Linked DNA regions of Homo sapiens: region 2 is linked to region 1. Evidence: chromatin contacts called from ENCODE Hi-C data. All regions are on one chromosome and are shown on one strand. Each heading gives the region's core, a stretch centred on a gene start or an enhancer-like site at or near the end of the contact. The rest is flanking DNA. Distances are from core to core; before and after follow the strand shown.

The links. Hi-C counts contacts between places; a loop is a spot of excess contacts on that map. Pooled maps may share reads with other maps.
Region 2: a loop to region 1 is called in a map of mammary epithelial cell, with 2.8 times the contacts of the local background. The contact joins two enhancer-like sites. A Hi-C loop is called at or near these places in 3 of 168 maps with a recorded cell type or tissue (Caco-2, K562 and mammary epithelial cell) and 5 of 50 pooled maps.

The regions. Positions count from the first base shown.
Region 1 is chr4:139,598,624-139,601,456 of GRCh38, forward strand. LOC105377622 (a long non-coding RNA gene) reads right to left here. Exons shown (of 6, transcript NR_171655.1): 6 at 1-2,833. Among named protein-coding and RNA genes, the nearest start is that of QKILA, 23 kb to the right of the region's middle. Within about 2 kb of position 1,493, at least 2 of the 41 ENCODE cell types and tissues checked have a DNase peak (open chromatin) inside an H3K27ac peak, as active enhancers do.
Region 2 is chr4:139,739,149-139,742,170 of GRCh38, forward strand. All of the region lies in intron 2 of MAML3 (mastermind like transcriptional coactivator 3), which reads right to left. It also overlaps a transcript of MGST2 not described here. Among named protein-coding and RNA genes, the nearest start is that of MGST2, 75 kb to the left of the region's middle. RefSeq lists an enhancer at 1,298-1,798. Within about 2 kb of position 1,768, at least 27 of the 41 ENCODE cell types and tissues checked have a DNase peak (open chromatin) inside an H3K27ac peak, as active enhancers do.

The sequences.
Region 1 (2,833 bases), core at 243-2,742:
CAGGAGGTGAGCGGCCCCATGAGCATTGCCACCTGAGCTCCACCTCCTGTCAGAGCAGTGCCATTAGATTCTCATGGGAATGCAAACCCTATTGTGAACCACACACGTGAGGGATCTAGGTTGCGTGCTCTTATGAGAATCTAACTAATCCTTGATGATCTGAGGTGGAGCAGTTTCATCCCGAAACCATCCACACACACACCCACCACCCTGCTGCCTCTCTCCCCCGGCACTCCTGCCCCTGTCCGTGGAAACATGGTCTTCCACAAAACCGGCCCCGGAAGGATGAGGACTGCTGCTCTAGAGCCCCTGGAAGCAAGAACCCCTTAATCTCAGACTTCCTGGCCTTAGAACTGTGAGAGAATAAATTTCTGTTGTTTTAAGCCGCCAAGTTTGTGGTGATGTGTTACAGCAGCCCCAGGAAACCGATACGGTCATCTTTAATGTTTCTCTTATTTCTCTTTCTGTGGAGCCTTACCTCCAGTCTCTCAGTAAATCCTGTTGGCCCTATCTTCAAAATATACCCAGAATCTGCCCACATCTTACCACCTCCATAGCTACCTGCTTGGGCTGAGCTCTCAGCATCTCTTGCCTGGAGTATTGCAGTCCTACTAGTCTTCCTGATCCTGCCCTTGACACCCCCGCCTCCAACCCCTGGTGATCCTTTTAACATGGAAGTTGGATCATATCATTCCTCTAGTTACTGTCTCAGAGTATGAGTCAAACTCTTACAAATAATGGGGCCAGGCAGGGTGGCTCACGCCTGTAATCCCAGCACTTTTGAAGGCTGAGGTGGGCAGATCACTTGAGGTTAGGAGTTTGAGACCAGCCTGGCCAACATGGTGAAACGCTGTCTCTACTACTACTACTAATAATAATAATAAAACCTAGCTGGGCATGGTGGTGGGTGCCTGTAGTCCCAGTTACTCGGGAGGTATAGCAGAAGAATCACTGGAACCCAGGAGGCAGAAGTTGCAGTGAGCCGAGATTGTGCCACTGCACTCCAGCCTAGGTGACAGAGCGAGACTCCGTCTCAACCTTCATGATCTGGGCTGCTTCTGTGATGTTTCTAACCTCTTCTTAGACTGTCTCTCTGCTGCTGCTTACCTTTTCAGCCACAATGGCCCCTTTGCTTTTCCTTAAACACCCCATTCATGTTTCTGCCTCAGGGCCTTTGCACTGACTTTTTATTTTGTCTGAAACACTCTTCCTGCAGATACCTAAATAGCTAACTCCCTAATCTCATTCAAGTCTTACTCAAATACCATCCTCTCAGTGAGGTCTCCCCTGACCACCTTATTTAAAAATACAACCCTGAAACACTCTTCTTCTTCCTCCTTCTTTGCTTTATTTTTCTCCATAGCTCTTATTGCCATATAAATACCATATATCTTACTTGCTTATTTACTTATTGTTTTTCTCCACCTGCTAGAAGGTGAGATCCCTGTGACTAGGGAACTGGGGAGATCTTTTTCTGTTCACTGCTGTAACTCCAGCCTCTAGAACAATGCTTGGCATGTAGTACGTACTCAACTCAGTAAATATTTGTTTAATGAATAATTGAAGGTCAGACAGCCTCAATGCATGGTCTACAGAAATAAATGCAATAAGATGACGCATCCTATCTGCTGTCTCATGCTCCCTCTCATCTTCTGGAGACAAAGAAGAGGGAGAGATACGTGTGCCATCAGAAGCTGCACTTTAAAAAATTAATTAACAATTGTGGAAAAGTATACATAACATTAAATTTACCATCCTAACTTTTTTTTTTTTTTTTTTTTTGGAGACAGAGTCTATCTCTGTTGCCCAGGCTGGAGTGCAGTGACGTGATCTCGGCTCACTGTAACCTCTGCCTCCTGGGTTCAAGCGATTCTCGTGCCTCAGCCTCCTGTGTAGCTGGGATTACAGGCATGCGCCACCATGCGTGGCTAATTTTTTTGTATTTTTAGTAGAGATGGGTTTCACCATGTTGGCCAGGCTGGTCTTGAACTCCTGACATCAAGTGATCTGCCCACCTTGGCCTCCCAAAGTGTTGGGATTATAGGTGTGAGCCACCGCGCCTGGCCCATACTAACCATTTTTCAGTCTGCAACTCAGTAGTAAGTACATTCACATTGTTCAACTAATCTCCAGAACTTTTTCATCTAGCAAAACTGAAATACATCCATTACACACTAACTCCATTCCCTTTTTCCCCTAGCCCTTGGCAACCACCCTCCCTTCTACTTTCAGTTTCTATAAATGTGACTAGTCTAAGTACCGCATATAAATGGAATCATACAATATTTGTTGTTTTGTGACTGGCTTATTTCACTTAGCATCATGCCTTCAATGTTCATCCACGTAGCATGTATCAGAATTTCCTTCCTTTTTAAGTTGAAAGCTGTACTTTTGAGTGACACCTATTATTCCACCTGGGCTTCCCTGGAGTGATCCAGTTCCCTCATTACTTTCATGGCTGGTCCAGCACAGCACAGGTGACTAAACTTGACTTCAGGGGGAAGCAATGAGGTTGAAAACTTCGTGTCATGGGGTGTCCCACGAGCTCTGTTTCCTGTGGTGTCAGTTGGCTTTGCTGGCCATAATGAACTCGGGCCCGCTGCTTGGGCGTGCAGAGGGGACCTTGCAGGCTTCTAGGTTAGAGCAAACCTTTTCCCTGCCACACAGCCTTTCCGGTACCCACACAGTCTTTGGCATGATCTTTTGAAGGAGATTTGCCCCCGTTTCAGTGGGTGCAAGTCAACTCATCATTCCACGAGATGATTTTGATAAGCCTTGAGAATTCACTCCAATGTCAAGCAGTCTGTCAGACCAGAATTAAAGTCCTTTCATA
Region 2 (3,022 bases), core at 518-3,017, 140 kb after region 1:
AAACCAACATCAGGTATAACTGGAGATGACAAAATGATGGCCCTATAATGGACAGCTTCTCCGAGCTCCTGAGCTGACCCTCTGCTGAATGTTAAAGAAAGGGTTAAAGTTGGCAGTCCAGTGCTAAATGTGAGAATGCCACCAGCCACAGGAAGGTCAGCCTTTCAAGGCCCTTTTTTGCAGGGATAAAAGCAACAAAAATACCATTTGTCCTTATCAGTGCTTTGAACATAGTTACCATAAGTCCCTCCAATGGAAACACAACTTTGAGAGTTATGCTTTTCGTCTGCCTTTGATGTAAGTTATAGAGTCCTTTTGATCCCTTTCTTGTGATTAATTCCACCACCAAAGCAATTCTACATTGGTTAAAAGTTCATTAGTGTACAACAATAGAAGCTTGATTAAATAAATTATGGTACATCCATACCATGAATACTAGGCAGCCAATAAAAATCATGCCTCCTTAGACTATCTAATCACATAGGAAAAAGCTTACCATATATAGTTAAGAAAGGCAGGGGAGGAAAGCAGTTTTTTTTTTTTTTTCTTTTATGTCCTCAGGTGTTAAAACTAAAAAAAAAAAAAGAAAAAAGCAGTTTCTAAAAACACTAGCCACTGGATAGTCTTGTTAGACAAGAATTATAAGGGATTTTTATTTTTATACTTTTTCAAATTTTATATTATGAATATATATTACTTTTAGTATTATTTTTAAAAGCTTGTTAAGAATAAGGCTAAACTATTATGGAATGAAATGTAGAGTTCAAGAGGGGCCCAGGTTATGTCTGGGACCTGGACTATTTCTCCCTGAGCCCACCTTACGCTCTAGAGGGTGTAACAGACATGCTTAAGTGGCAGGTCCCCTTTTAAAACCTGTACATGGCTTCCACAACTGGGCTTGGATACAGGTTCAGCAACTAGGTCGGCTTTACATTGCTGCCACAAAGAGCTCCTAAGTCCCAGAGGAAGGGTACTGACCATCTTCCAAGAATTCTTTGGTCTACCTGGACAAGCCTGCTCTCTGTGGCACCACCCAGCTCTCTGTGGCTTTTCTCTGTCTTAGGCTTGAAGCCACAGTGCATGGCCAGAACCAGCCAGACCTTTGGAGTTCAAGAACTCGAGAGGTGGGTGAAAACTGCCATTGCCTCCACAGACTGTCTTCTCCGTGGAAAGAAGACCTGAGTCACCAGGGCTGGGAAACCTGCACCACTGAGACGAGCACAGCCTCTGCCGGCATGCAAGTGGCCGCTGTCAGGACACATGGACTGAAAGTGGTTTGTCAGCTGCTCCATTAGGTTTTTTTTACCCATATGTTTGCTACCTTTCTTTCCTTGATTTAAAAATAGGGAGGGGGAGCAGTCTCAGCTGTCTTCAGCTGCTAGGGAGATTTTTTTCCCCCTCCTGAGCTACTGTTTCCCCCAACCCGAGCCTTTCTCTCTTATTGTACCCACCCTTTCTGATGAAGTCATCAAAGCAAAGATTGCATAACTGATGCATAGGCCTATCTTGTGTTATACTGGGAGACAGGCCAATGTTTCCATTAATAGACAAGAGCACCACCACGCTGCCAAATGGAGCTCTCTGCTGCAACCACTACAAGACAGGAAGAAGGGAAGGGAAGGGAAGCTGAGTGCTCAGGGCATGCTGTGGAGGGAAGGCGAGGGCACTTCCCGCCGTCATCTCCAGAACCGCCACAGCCTTGGGAGGGGGGCTGAGAGAGATCAGTGCTGACTGCCTGAGAAGAGGCCTTCCACAAGCTGCCTTTCTGGTGTCCCCATGTTCTTCCTTCCTTCCTTCCAGAGGCCGTGAGAGGGAGGGCCCGTGTCAGCCTGCTCTGCCGGTTTCCCGACTGCTGAACCTGTCTGTGGGAAGCTGGGTTTGACTATGTGATGCTGAGGCTCTGAGAGGAGGGCTACCCTTTTCCCCACCCTCGGCCCCCATTCCTATGAGTAGAAGCCTGCCCAGCTGCGGTGGTGGGGTTTGAGGAGGCTAGGACTTAGAGCAGGGAAAAACAAGGAAGCAGAATGAAAAACAGAAACACTTAGAAATCTGGGATTGGTACTTCTCCTTATGTAAAGATTGTGGCTGACGACCAGCTTCTTAGAGGAAGCAAGTCTAGGAGAAGGGCTCATACCTGGTCCGTGAGGGCCTATGGGGGATCAGGGCATAAGACCACCTGACCCTGGGCCTTGCATCCACAAGAACCTTGAGTTTAGATTTTTAGACATATTCTTCGAACAAGGTTTTACATATATAGTCACTGAGAAATCCTGAGAGGATTGAAAAATAGCATCTATTTTACAGCTTTAAATTGTGCCCTGAGCTGAGCGTGGTGGCTCATGCCTGTAATCCCAGCACTTTGGGAGGCTGAGGTGGGAGGATTGCTTGAGTTCAGTTCAGGACCAGCCTGGGCAACAGCAAGACCTCATCTCTACTAAAAATAAAAAAATTAGCTGGGCATGGTGGTGTGCACCTGTAGTCCCAATTACTCAGGAGGCTGAGGTGGGAGGATCGCTTGAGCCTGGGAGGTTGAGGCTGCAGTGAGCTGTGATTGTGCCACTGCACTCCAGCTTGGGTGACAGAGTGAGACCCTGTCTCAAAAAAAATTCTGCCCTGTTATTAGATCGGGCTGCTCTAAGTCCATTATCAATTAACATTCTTTATATGTCCTGTGTTTATCTTGTGCACGGTATAATTGCCCTATGCTGTATTTTTTAAAATAAAAACATTGCATTTTTAAAACGCCCTATTGTCATTTCTTCATTTTGTAAATATACCTGGGCACTCCAAAAAATAGAAATGGCTCAGGTATTTTCTTAACCTTGAAAGACTTGGAGACACACGGGCATAAAAATAAGTTTTAGAAAGAATATAGCACTCAAAGAGGTCTAACACAGCCCTTGACTCCACGCCACACATACACATGGTAACCTGGATAAAGGAATCTGGAAACAATGAGAAATCATCCTCTCTACAGATCTTAAACTTTTCTTTTCTTTTCTTTTTTTTTTTTTTTTTGAGA